Linked DNA regions of Homo sapiens: region 1 is linked to region 2. Evidence: chromatin contacts called from ENCODE Hi-C data. All regions are on one chromosome and are shown on one strand. Each heading gives the region's core, a stretch centred on a gene start or an enhancer-like site at or near the end of the contact. The rest is flanking DNA. Distances are from core to core; before and after follow the strand shown.

Evidence for each region. A loop is a pair of places that touch in the nucleus more often than their neighbours do. Pooled maps may share reads with other maps.
Region 1: a loop to region 2 is called in a map of CD8-positive, alpha-beta T cell, with 6 times the contacts of the local background. The contact joins the promoter of PIK3CA-DT here to the promoter of SKIL in region 2. A Hi-C loop is called at or near these places in 2 of 168 maps with a recorded cell type or tissue (CD8-positive, alpha-beta T cell and naive thymus-derived CD4-positive, alpha-beta T cell) and 4 of 50 pooled maps.

The regions. Positions count from the first base shown.
Region 1 is chr3:179,145,062-179,150,987 of GRCh38, reverse strand. PIK3CA-DT (PIK3CA divergent transcript) reads left to right here and starts at 3,015. Exons shown (of 3, transcript NR_125401.1): 1 at 3,015-3,072. It overlaps PIK3CA (phosphatidylinositol-4,5-bisphosphate 3-kinase catalytic subunit alpha), which reads right to left and starts at 2,631. Exons shown (of 21, transcript NM_006218.4): 1 at 2,385-2,631. RefSeq lists enhancers at 1,157-1,206, 1,768-2,267, 3,077-3,196, 3,807-3,916 and silencers at 2,007-2,056, 2,117-2,586.
Region 2 is chr3:170,354,562-170,360,373 of GRCh38, reverse strand. It overlaps SKIL (SKI like proto-oncogene), which reads right to left and starts at 2,659. Exons shown (of 7, transcript NM_005414.5): 1 at 2,611-2,659; 2 at 1-675. The coding sequence starts at 42. RefSeq lists silencers at 2,077-2,146, 2,237-2,366, 2,417-2,646, 2,807-3,706 and an enhancer at 3,987-4,086.

The DNA of each region.
Region 1 (5,926 bases), core at 1,766-4,265, 8.8 Mb before region 2:
AACTGATCCTTTTAATGCTACTGTAGCTGCTCAAGAGATCAAATGGGATTAAGTTACCTCTCTTCAAATAAACAGATCAACAGAGCAAGTGCCCTTTAAATGGTAATCGTAACTGTTTAAAACTCTTTATTCAGTAAAGGGTACTTATAAGAAGCGGCACACAAAGTAAACTGGTTTAGAGAAAAAGTTATTACAGTCTACTTTATGTTGTGCATTATTTATAAGTTTGGGTTTTTTCTTTGGTTTTTTAAGGGGATACTGATTTGGGATGGAGAGGACCTTATCCTGACAGGAAGGAAGCTCTGCCACCAGAAAGGCTGTTCCACGCACAGAGCAAGCAAAACCACTGCACTTTTAGTCTCCCTTTTAAATATATCAAGGCCCATGACAATTTACACTTCCATGAAGCCATTTTTCAGTTTAAGTACAATATTTGTATTTAGTAACATCTCTTTAATGCTATAACCAATTTAGTTAAATTTTTTTAACCTTAAATAAAAACACTCTTCTATATTTACAGGTGTTTCATTTTTAATTATTTAAAACTGACAGGAATGTCTTTAAAACTTTATACGCACAATCATGCAATATTAATATTCCTTTACTTTCTTGTTATTTCCCCCATGATGCTATTATTACGATATGCTATCATTTTTAAATAAACTATTTTGTGATTTTAATAGGAAAGTACTCTAGTTTGAAAAAGCACAAGAAACTTTTGAAAAAAGCTATGAAGTTTTATTTTGTCCCAAAATGTGAGATGAAAAAACTTAAGCAAAATACCAACACACACACACACACACACACACACACACACGTAAACACACACAGTCCTCTTCAGATAATTTTGGCTGATGACACTGCAGAACAGTTAATCTGATAATTAAAAATTTCCAGAACATGTGATGTTTAGATGGAGATCTATGCTGTCAATCGGACCTCAGTGCTTCAGTTAAAAGGAAAAAAAAAAAACACCAAAAACTTAAAACCTGAATACAAAGACACGTTAAATTGTTAAGACTGTAGTTGCTTTGAAAGCAAAGTGTTTTGATTTATCCAAACTAACTTAGCAACACGGTATTTTGAGTATTTTCCAGAAGTTTTCTTAAAACACGCAATCCAGCACATAAACAAATTTTGTACGGTGCAATGTAAGCAAATACTCAGAAAAATTCAATTTCTAAGCAGGATAACATATGACCAATATTGCCCTCAGTGGTTCAAAAGTCGCAGTAGAAATAATCCCCTGAGATAACCTGGAATTTACCTACCCAAGTATTCTAAGGGGTTCTCCCCGGCCACACAAACTATGATTCAAAACATCGTTCCGAAAACCCAGGTCCTGCATGTGCACAAAGGCGCAGTGCTGGAATGAGGAAGCTTCACCAAGATGAAATCACAACTCTAATTCATTAAAGAATATGCAGACTGTTTTCTAGAAAGACCCTCTTGTTGCGCTCCCTTTACCCTACCCTTTATTTAACCATGTAAACAGTCTCAATTATTGACATAAAAAAATAGCTTTCGATTCCCAAGTCTGGTAACACGGTTGGCCACCATCACTATTCCTTTAGCATCCTAAAATAAACCCCTCGAGCCGAGGTCAAAAACACGCCGGCTGAACGTCTGGTGTTTACATAGCCCAATCCCGGGCCCTACCCTACCTTTCCGAGCCACTTAAGAGCCATGGAACAGGCATCACATAATACACTTAGTAAAGAGACAAGTCACATGAGTCAGTGTCTCAGGTCTATGAATGAAAGATCTAAGCGTTTGTCTCAGCTAAAAGGAAAAAACAACCTCGAAAGGAAGGGTGGGAGGGGAGCTGGCGGGGGTGAGGGGAGCGGTGTTCCTTCCATACCCCTGCCGGGCGATTTAAACCCAGTAAGAGGCAAACGCAGGGCCGCCAGGCTGGCGGGGCCGGAGTCCTCGGGCGTGACAGCCCCTCAAGAAAAGCTCGCGGTTTCGCGCCCGCGTCCCTTGAGCCGCAGTCCTCGCGGCAGCCCCTCCACCCGCGGGCTGGGTGGGCGTGCAGGGCGCGGGAGACAGAGCCACCGCGGCCGGGGCGGCGGCCCTGGGCGCACTTCCTCAACCTCCAGCCGCCCCGTCCCCAAAACTGGGAGTAGAAGCAAAGGAAGAGCGAGGCGGCAGCCAGAGAGAAAGGAGAGGGAGCGGCGAGCCCTCGCCTCTGCAGCTAGGAGAGGCCAGAGGCAGGCGAGGGAGAGGGTGCGGCGATCGCAGGCGAACTCCGCCGCGGGCCGACGCTGGGAGACGACCAGCCCGTAGCCTCCGCCCAACACGGCGGGCGCGCCCGGGAGTCTCCGGCACCCACCCGGTCCCCATTCCCACCGCACCCGCTACCGGCCAGTCCGCGCTCTACTCACGCTCGGGGCTCTTCCAGGCTCCGCGGCTCTAACCGCATCGGGTCCCAGCCCCGCGGGCGGCGGCGGCGGCGCCGAGGGAGAGGAGAGCGGGCGGCACGGCCCCCGCCTCCCGGCCCCTCTCCCCCGCCGCTCCGGAGCTGCCCGGCCGGGCCCGAGCCCTGCCTCGCCGGCGGCCCCAGCCCCAGTCCCAGCGGCCGCGGCAGCAGCAGCCCGACACCTCAGCGGCCGCAGCGGCGGCACCGGAACTGCCGCTTTCTACTTCTCGCTCCCTCTCCTCGCTAGCCCCCGCCACACGCCCCCGCCCCCGACTCCTTTCTCCGTCGCCCCTGTTTTTTTTTCCTTTTGTTTCCAGAATAAACTTTATTGGTCTCTTTTTCCGCTCACATCGTGTAAACAAACAACGAACTCTTCCCCACCCCCTCGGCCCCCCCCCTCCTCCGGCAGAAGAGGGTAAGAGCTGAGGAGGGGCAGAGCCTACAATCCCCCGGAAGCAGATGCGCAAAGAAGCGGAAGCGAAATTGAGGCGAGGAGGAGCAGGGAGTGGGCAAATAGGGTAACAATATGTGCTACTGCGCCTGCGTCTTGCTTTTCCGCCCGAAGTTTATGTACAGTTGGGGCTGCTCTTCTGACGTTTGTTTAATGATCCGTCTTCTGCAGTAGTGAGGGTGTTGTGTCATCCTAGGACAGCGTACGTGTAGTATATTTGTTTCTACGAGCAGCAGGCGAGCTGGGGTAGAGATATAGAAAGGAATATTGGGAGCAAGTGGGTTATTTCACTTTTACACCCATAGAGGAAACGAGATTAGTTCGGGGGTGAGAGGAGGTGCGGTGGCTAACCGCCGCTGTCAGTGGCTAACCAGCGTGGTTATGGATTCTATAATAGAAAGAATGCTTTTTACAAAGCGTTGCTGTGCGTTCTTCTGCCGACATGGTTTAAGTTGTATACCATCCCGAAGGCGGAATGCACTGTCACAGCCCTCTGCAGTCCTTTGACTCACTTCGTGGAGACCTTTTGCTATGCCCTCATTTTTTTTTTTAAATCGAATTCTGATTCGAAGCAGCTTGTAGGATTCAATTCTAACTATTCAGAAGACGTGGGGGATTTTTCGCGTAATGCCAACAGAGACTTCAGAAATGTCATATAGGCTATAGATTTGATTCAAGGTAGTGTCTTGGTGCTGCGTACCTTAGAAGTCTGTTTGCTTGAGAGTAAATCAATCTGTTGACTTTTGAGATTACTACTGATAAGGGTTCGGTACTGTGCGTTTTTCTCCCCCTACTGGTCTTTTGTTGTAATATTGGAAAAGCGTAGGAGCAGTGATTAGAAGTCTGAGATACAAGTACTCCAGCATCGGTTCCTCCTTGAATTTTTAAGTAATAGAGGGCTTGGGAAGTGACCCATCCTAGAGATGTTACAGTCCTACTTGTCCTCTAGAGCAAAACTCTGACCAATAACAGTCTTCTCGAACACCGCACGTCCGTCCATACCCCAATGGTAAATGAGATGGATCTGTTCCTCTTTGTGGTCGTAGTTTCACTTGACTGTATTTCTTTCTTTTCTGTGTTTTCTTTCTTTCGTCCTTTTTCTCCCTTTAGCTCGGATTTTCATCTCACATTCCAGGGGTTTGTGTTTCTAAATGTTTTTCTCGAACCAATGTTCTTCAACAGTTTTAGAACACTGTTACTCCAGAGTACAGATTTTTTTAAAAAAGGAACACTGAATTGCTAGTCAAAGTAAATTTTAAGGCAATATATCCCAAATTGTGTTTCAAGCACAGAGTTATATGAGATATTAATAGGTAGACCTTGGTGGGGAAAAATATACTAGGGATATTTTTCCTTATAAAATTTATTATTTATTTATTATTATTATTTTTTTGAGCCAGAGTCTCACTCTGTAGCCCAGGCTGGAGTTCAGCGGTGCAGTCTCGGCTCACTGCAGCCTCTGCCTCCCGGGTTCAAGCGATTCTTCTGCCTCAGCCTCCCGAGTAGCTGGGATTACAGGCACCAGCCAACATGCCAGCTAATTTTTGTATTTCTTAGTAGAGACGGGGTTTCACCATGTTGGTCAGGCTGGTCTCAAACTTCTGACTTCAGGTGATCCACCCCCCTCGACTTCCCAGAGTGCTAGGATTACAGGCGTAAGCCACCGCACCTGGCCTATTTGTGATTTTTAAAAATGTTTTATTTTTTGTAAAGACAGGGTCTTGCTTCGTTGCCCAGACTGGTCTCCAACTCCTGGGCTCAAGAGATTCATCTACCTCGGCCTCCCAAAGTGTTGGGATTACAGACTTCAGCCGACATGCCCAGCCTAAAATTTATTTTTTAATAAGAAAATGCTAATTACATAATATGTTTTTTGTTATGTGATTATCTGCCCCTAAGAAGTTGTGTGTCATAGCAGAAAAAGCCATACCTGGTACTTGAATGCATGACACCATTCATTGGTACAGGAGTAGCATTTACTATTCAATTCACGGTTGATAATGTTTGCCTTATATGTAAGCCATTGGTCTTAGGTGTCATCTTGCTTTCAAAGGTTTTTGCAATGTTATTCAGTGTTTAAAATATCTATATGATATAAAAATATCTGTATGATATAAGCATCTATATGACCAAACTCATCACTCAAGGATTAGGAGCTGAAAGAAGGTTTTAAAAAAATAATGATTCTCAGGCTGTAAATGAAACAAAAAATGGTATACTTCAAAATTAAATAATTGCATCCTAAGGGTTCTAAAGACGGGAGGTGAAATGTCCAGTATGTAGCTATTGTTCTATTCTAATAATCAGAATTATAATGACAGTTACTTGCCTTTTGGGTTTATTTCCATTGAAAATCATAACTGATACTCAAATATGCACCGAAACATTCTCTAATAGCGCTTAAGTCACTACTAAGCTTTGAAGTCCTTTGTAAATAAGAGTCAAGTTGATTATGTAGCAGTATACTTTAGATGTATAAAATTGCCAAGTCAAACAATAAAAACACACCAAGAGATAACGATATGAGTTACCATGTAGCACTGTTTTTTTTTTTTTTTTTTTTTTTTTGAGATGGAGTCTCGCTCTGTCACCCAGGCTGGAGTGCAGTGGCGCGATCTTGGCTCACTGCAACCTCTGCCTCCCAGGTTCAAGTGATTCTCCTGCCTCAGCCTTCCGAGTAGCTGGGACTACAGGCACGTGCCACCACGCCCGGCTAATTTTTGTATTTTTAGTAGAGACGGGGTTTCACCATATTGGTCAGGCTGGTCTTGAACTCCTGACCTCATGATCCGCCCGCCTTGGCCTCCCAAAGTGCTGAGATTACAGGTGTGAGCCACCACGCCTGACCGAGACTCCATCTTAAAAAAAAAAAAACCATACACCCACACACACATACACACACGTACTTTTAAGATTTCAGTTCTTTTCAAGTTAAGATTTGTGTTGCCCCAGAATATCTTGGTGAATGTCCCATGTGCACTTATGAAAGAATATTTTGTTTGCTATTGTTGGGCAGAATGTAGTTTCTTACCAAGTTGATGATTTTGTTAGCATTG
Region 2 (5,812 bases), core at 1,410-3,909:
TGAGCCCTGAACCAAGGAGAAATTTGTCTGGAGGTTTTCCATGGTACACTCTTCTGTTAAATAATTAAGTCTGAGATTAGCATTTCTATTTAGTTGCTTATTTGAAAAGAGGAAAGTAATGAATGGATACAAATGCCTATCGTAACTTACTCTCAAACTTTCAAAGCGAGAGCCCCTTAAATTAATAAATTTTGCGACTTAGTTTTGGTTCTCCTTATAATCTGGTATAATTTCACTACAAATCCTATAAAATTGTTCGTTTTGCCTCTAATAATAAAGAAAAGAGGCACACCTCTGAGGATGCCTTTGTTTTCTTGAATTCTTCAGATATACATATTAAAATAAAGTTACCAATTTCTCAATTAAAGATGTCCAGGGTCAATGCAATGGTCTGGTTTGTTTTAACCAAAACACATGAAAAGTTTATGCCATTCCTTGTGCCATAAAATCTAGACTCAAACACAAGTCAAAATGATGCAACCAAATTTAATCTTTACCACCAAGGAAACCAAAAAGGAGGGCAGAGGGAGTATTTCCTCTAAAAATGATGGTCTGCTGGTCTGTGCTGAAAAACTGAAGACGTGTGTAAATCCTCACACCAGTAAGAACAGCCTCCGACTTAAAAAATTGCCCAGTTATCTTCAAGGATTATAGTTCATTCTTCTTTTAATTAATCTGGAAGAAGAGAAGGGGGGTTGGGGAAGAGTTACATTTGAATTTGCTCCAGAGGCCAAAGGGCCAATTTGAAACCAGTTTCTTTTATTTTTTTTTTTTTCTTTTTTTTACGGAGTCTCGCTCTGTCGCCCAGGCTGAAGTGCAGCGATCTCGGCATACTGCAACCTCCGCCTCCCGGGTTCAAGCAATTTTCCTGTCTCAGACTCCGGAGTAGCTGGGACTACAGGCACAAGCCACGACACCCGGCTAATTTTTTTGTATTTTTAGTAGAAACGGGGTTTCACCATATTAGTCAGGCTGGTCTTGAACTCCTGACCTCAGGTGATCCGCCCGCCCGGGCCTCCCAAAGTGCTGGAATTACAGGCGTGAGCCACCGCACCCGGCCGAAATCAGTTTCTTAATCTTAAACTGAGTTCAGTTTACCAAGGTGAAGCTTGAGTGATTTCTTTAAATCTAACACCAGTTTACTAGAAGAACATTCATTTAAATAGGAAAGCAATTTGGAGTTGCGTAAAGCGAGCAATAATATAACATAAAAGGCCTTTCGAGTTCAGAATATGAAGACTCTTAAGCAGATCATCTCAATTAGTAGTACCGGGGCTTTCTCAGCTATGCCATTTTAAGGGAGGGAAAAAAATCCATTACTTCATCTCCTATTTAAAAACAAAACAACAGTTTCATCCAAAAAAATCAGATAGGAGTTAACATATCTACCATATGTAACTAAGTTACAATTTTAAGTGGATTAATTCAGCTAGTCCGTGTACACTATTTTTCTGGAATGACTGCAGGCAAAAATTAACTTTCTCTTAAAAAAAGGTTAGCGATTTTACTTAATGGAAGCCAAAAGCTATAGACTCCACGCCTGGGAATCTCCATCCTTCAACAAGACTAATCCGGGACAAAAAGCACAAGGCAGACAAACCTCACAAAGAATGCAAATGGAGGAAGAGGGAAAAAGAAAAGACTCTTTTTCCACTTCCTTCTTGAGAGAAAAGCCAAAAGAAATCCAATAAATAGAAATTTTTGCTTCCCAAACTCTCAGCACTTTACCTTAAAACAGACCCAAAGGATTAAGGACCAATGCCACCAACCATCGTACAGACTTTCGTCCACCACAGGAACACACCTTACTCAACACAGGCCAAGGAAGAGAGCAAGAGGCATGACCTAGAATGGGGGAGCCCCTAAAACCCTGAAGTCCTCCGCCCACTCAAAGCCACCCACCTATCTCTAACCCGGAGAGAGGGAGAACAAGGGACACGGGAAGCCTGGGGGTGGGTGTGCAAGGGGGTGGAGGGAAGTAAAGGGAGGAGTCCCCCCACCCCCACCGGCGAGCCTGGGATAACCCCAAGTGCCCTCCCAACACCGCCCCCCCGCGGGGGCCGCGGGAAGGACTGTGGAAATCCACCCCCCCGCGCACCCTCTCCCTGGGAAGTTCTCGGGTGTCACCTCAGCGCCCCTAATGCTGCACCTCCCCGCGCCAGCCCCGGGCCAGAACGAAGAGGACACCAGGGCAGTTTAGGCGCCGGGCGCGGATCCCTGCGCCGCCGGGGGCTGACGGACCGGGTCGAGACCAGGGCATCCCCGCGGAGCGCTGCTGGACTGGGGGAGGGGGGCGGTGACGGGCGTCCGGGTCTCCGGGGTCCCCGCGGCTCCCGTCAACTACAGCGCCCTGCCCTGCCGGCGCCCACCGCCTGGGGCCAACGAAGCGTGATCAGCCGTGGAACACCCGCCTAGCGACCCCCTCTGGCCCCGACCCCACCCGGGACCCGCGCATCCAAACCCCCTACTCGGGCCTCGGTGCCCGGGTAAGCTCGACGAGCTTTGTGAATTCCCCACCGCCCCTGTCGCCGCCGTCGGGCTCCTAGGAGGGTGAGCGCCTCTGGCCTCCCGCCGCCTCCGCCGCGTCGCCGCCGTAAGCCGGAGCCGCACCTGTGCCCGCCGCCGCCGCCGTCGCCGCTCGCCCGCTCCCTTCGGCTGTGCCGGCGCGGCTCCGAACCCCACACACATCGCTACACACAGCCCTCTGACGTCACCGAGTCCTCGGCCCGCCCACGTCACTGCGGAGACACACAGCTTCCCGCAGACGCCGCCGCCGTCTCCGGCCGCCCGGGGGAGAGCGAGGGCGGCGGGGAGGGGGAGGGGAAGGGAACGGAGCCAGCGGCGGCGCCGCGCGCGCGGGCCCGCCGGCGTCGTCGCCGCCGCCGCCACTTCGCGGCTCCCGGCCCCCTCGTGGACGCGCGTGCCGTCTGGCCTATTGTGGCTCCTCAGAGCGCCCCCCTGGCCCCGTCGTCTCGCGCGCGTGCCCCTCCCCCCAGGCGCGCGCCCGGCGCTTCTGGCCCCGCGCGCCGTCTGGGAAGCTGGCGCGCGGCGCTGTCTGCGGTGCACCCGGCGCAGACAGGATGTTCCCTCCCCACCCCACCCTCACCGCCGCCCTCCCTCCTTCCTTCCTCTAGTCGCCCAGCCGGCTGTCTGGGGCCACCGCCCCGCCCCCGCCCCACCCGCCGCTCTGTGGTGATGGGCCAGACGCGGGGGCGCCCTGGCCGCTCGGACGCCGCGCAGCGGGGAAGAGGGGGCAGGGCAGCCGCGCGGTGCACTGTGCGCGACCCCAGCAGCCGGCAGGGCGGAGGCAGTGCCCGCCCGGCAGAGTGCCGCCGCCCGAGGTCAGGCACGGGCGACCCTCCCCCTGCGGGGCCGCAGCTGGGCCGCCCCGCCCCGGAGGCAGCCGGGCGGCGGCCGCCCTGCAGGGCCCCCGGGGCCGGCTCTGCTCCCCGCCCCCGCGGGACCTCCCTCCTGGGCTGCCCCTCGCCCCCGCGGGGCCTCCTGCCCGAGGGCCGCCCAGCCAGCTGCCGGCGCTCCGCCCCGCCCCGGCGGCCCCGGCCTCGCCCGGGCGGCCTCCACCCAGACGCCTTCCCCTGGCTGACCTCCATCCGCCATCGGGCCGGGCGGGAGGGGTGGCCAAAGTTCCGGCAAAACCGAGAGCAAACATTTCTGTCCCTACTCCCCAGCCTCCTGCCTCCACCCCACCAGGCTGCTCTCTCGGTTCCAGAAGGGAGCTATAAATTAAAGGTTTTTACAGTGTTTACTGAGGGTGTTTTTTTGTGTGTGTGTTTTTTTGGAGAGGGACGAGACGAGGTAGGGAAGATAGGACTCAAGAGCTTTCCGGCTGTGACCCTCTGAGGCGTGTAGGGTGGTCTTCCTGGTTCCCAGGGTAGCCGATTAGCATATTGAACTCTGCAGAGCTGCTCCGTCACATTTCGAAACACCAAGAAATCCCCTTTTCTCCACCCCACCACAAGATCAGGAACTGAAATAGTCCACCGAGTAGCAGTGCACAAAATTCAGGAGACTCGAGCTTTGTCCCTTTTTTCCCCCCCATTTTCGTCCAATTTCTTCTAGTTTTACTGCTTCGGGTTGTTCCTGTGGGGGCCCACATTTGCAGTCGGCCGGCTGGAAATACTCTTGTGCTCGTACTTTTTATTTTTTTTTTCCTCACAACAGGCCTCCGAAAGGCTCACAAGCCTCTCAATCCCCACCACTCCCCGCACCCCCACCCAAGTTCCCTTCCTTAGGCCTCCACCGCCGAGCTCCCAGGTCGTGCCCCCTCTCCACCCCGCCCCCCCACCTTTTCTTCCTTCTTGACTGCCTCCTTTCCTGAACATGAATAATTCCACAGCACTTTCCATCTGTTATTGCCATAGAGACAGAAGCGTGGCAAAGATAATGATGTTCTGTGCAGAGCCAGTGGGGGAAAAACAGCATCTGCGAGTCTAGGGGGATAGATTTTCTAACTGTGAGAATATTCAGAAGGCCTAGCTGAAGATCTGATGTGAAGACTGGACAGTCCTGAAACTTGGCACCAGGTCAACTCTCAGCACCTGGCTCCTGTGTCTAGCCAGAAGTAACAATTTTTAGAAACCAACATGACTGGTTAATAAAAAAGTAATTCCAAAACTGCAATTATTAATAAATGTTTAGCAGTCATTTTACCAGCCATAAGAATAATTACTTGCTAGCATGTCCAAGGACGAAGATAAATTGGACAGTAAATAGACTTTTGAGAAATCAAACACATTAATCCGCCTCCCCGTTCTGTTGATTTGCATTCCTCAGAAATCTGTTTTTGAGAGATCTTTCATGCCTGTGATTTTAAGTGCAATGGTTTGACAAATAGTGACCGGCAAATATGACTAGAACCAATCAAATTTGAGGGCATTTATTTTTCCCTTATTGGTCAAAGTACAAAATGCATCAAATTAAAATCATTTTGTCCTTGAATTCCCAAACCTCAAAGGTACGCGTTTGAAAGCAAGTGAAACTGAACGGGGTCCATTTATACATAGATCTGAGGCAGATGGGGAGGCTCACAGGAAGGCACATTTTTGCAGGCCTACTTAAGGATTTTCAGAAGTTATCAGTAAAATTGATTGTATGTATCATACGACATTGAACACAAATGATAATGGTTCTTTATTCCAAATACAGAATTGCACAGACACAGAAAATGCAGGCCTTAGAAAAAATAAGCACTGCGAGGTAATGAATTTTGTAATTCCACAGGCTCATGGTCTTCATCAGTGTCGAAAAGTCAATTAAAGGATTGGTCAACAAATAGTTATGTAGTTATTAGGTGGATTTTGCATGACCTCCCACCTCACCTTCTTGGCTGCCAGCAGGAGTTGAGCAAGACCACCATGAGAGTGTGCTTGTCTGCGCATGAGAATTTCAAATGATTGGGGGTGGGGACTACCTATTGTTTCATCTTCTTCCATTAAATAGTACAGATACAAGATCCAAATTAACTGGTACTAGGTAGTCTAGAATGTCTTCTTCGTTAATTATGGCTGTCTGATAACAGAGACCAAGAATGGAGAGGTTACAAACTCGAAGGCCAGCTCTGTTCTGTGACCTGATAAATAGTTTGAGGCAAATGCTTTTCTTTTGTCTCCATTTACTGATCTGTTGATAATGACCCACTAATATTAATTACAAAGAAGATGGAAATGAGAAAGGATAGGGTAAGATGCAAAAATTCAACATAAATTATTTTTATTTTTATGAAGGAGGGGGAAGAAATTCAAATGTTAATTGAGCATGCAAACACTGGCTTGTGTTTGCATTTACACCTTCTGCT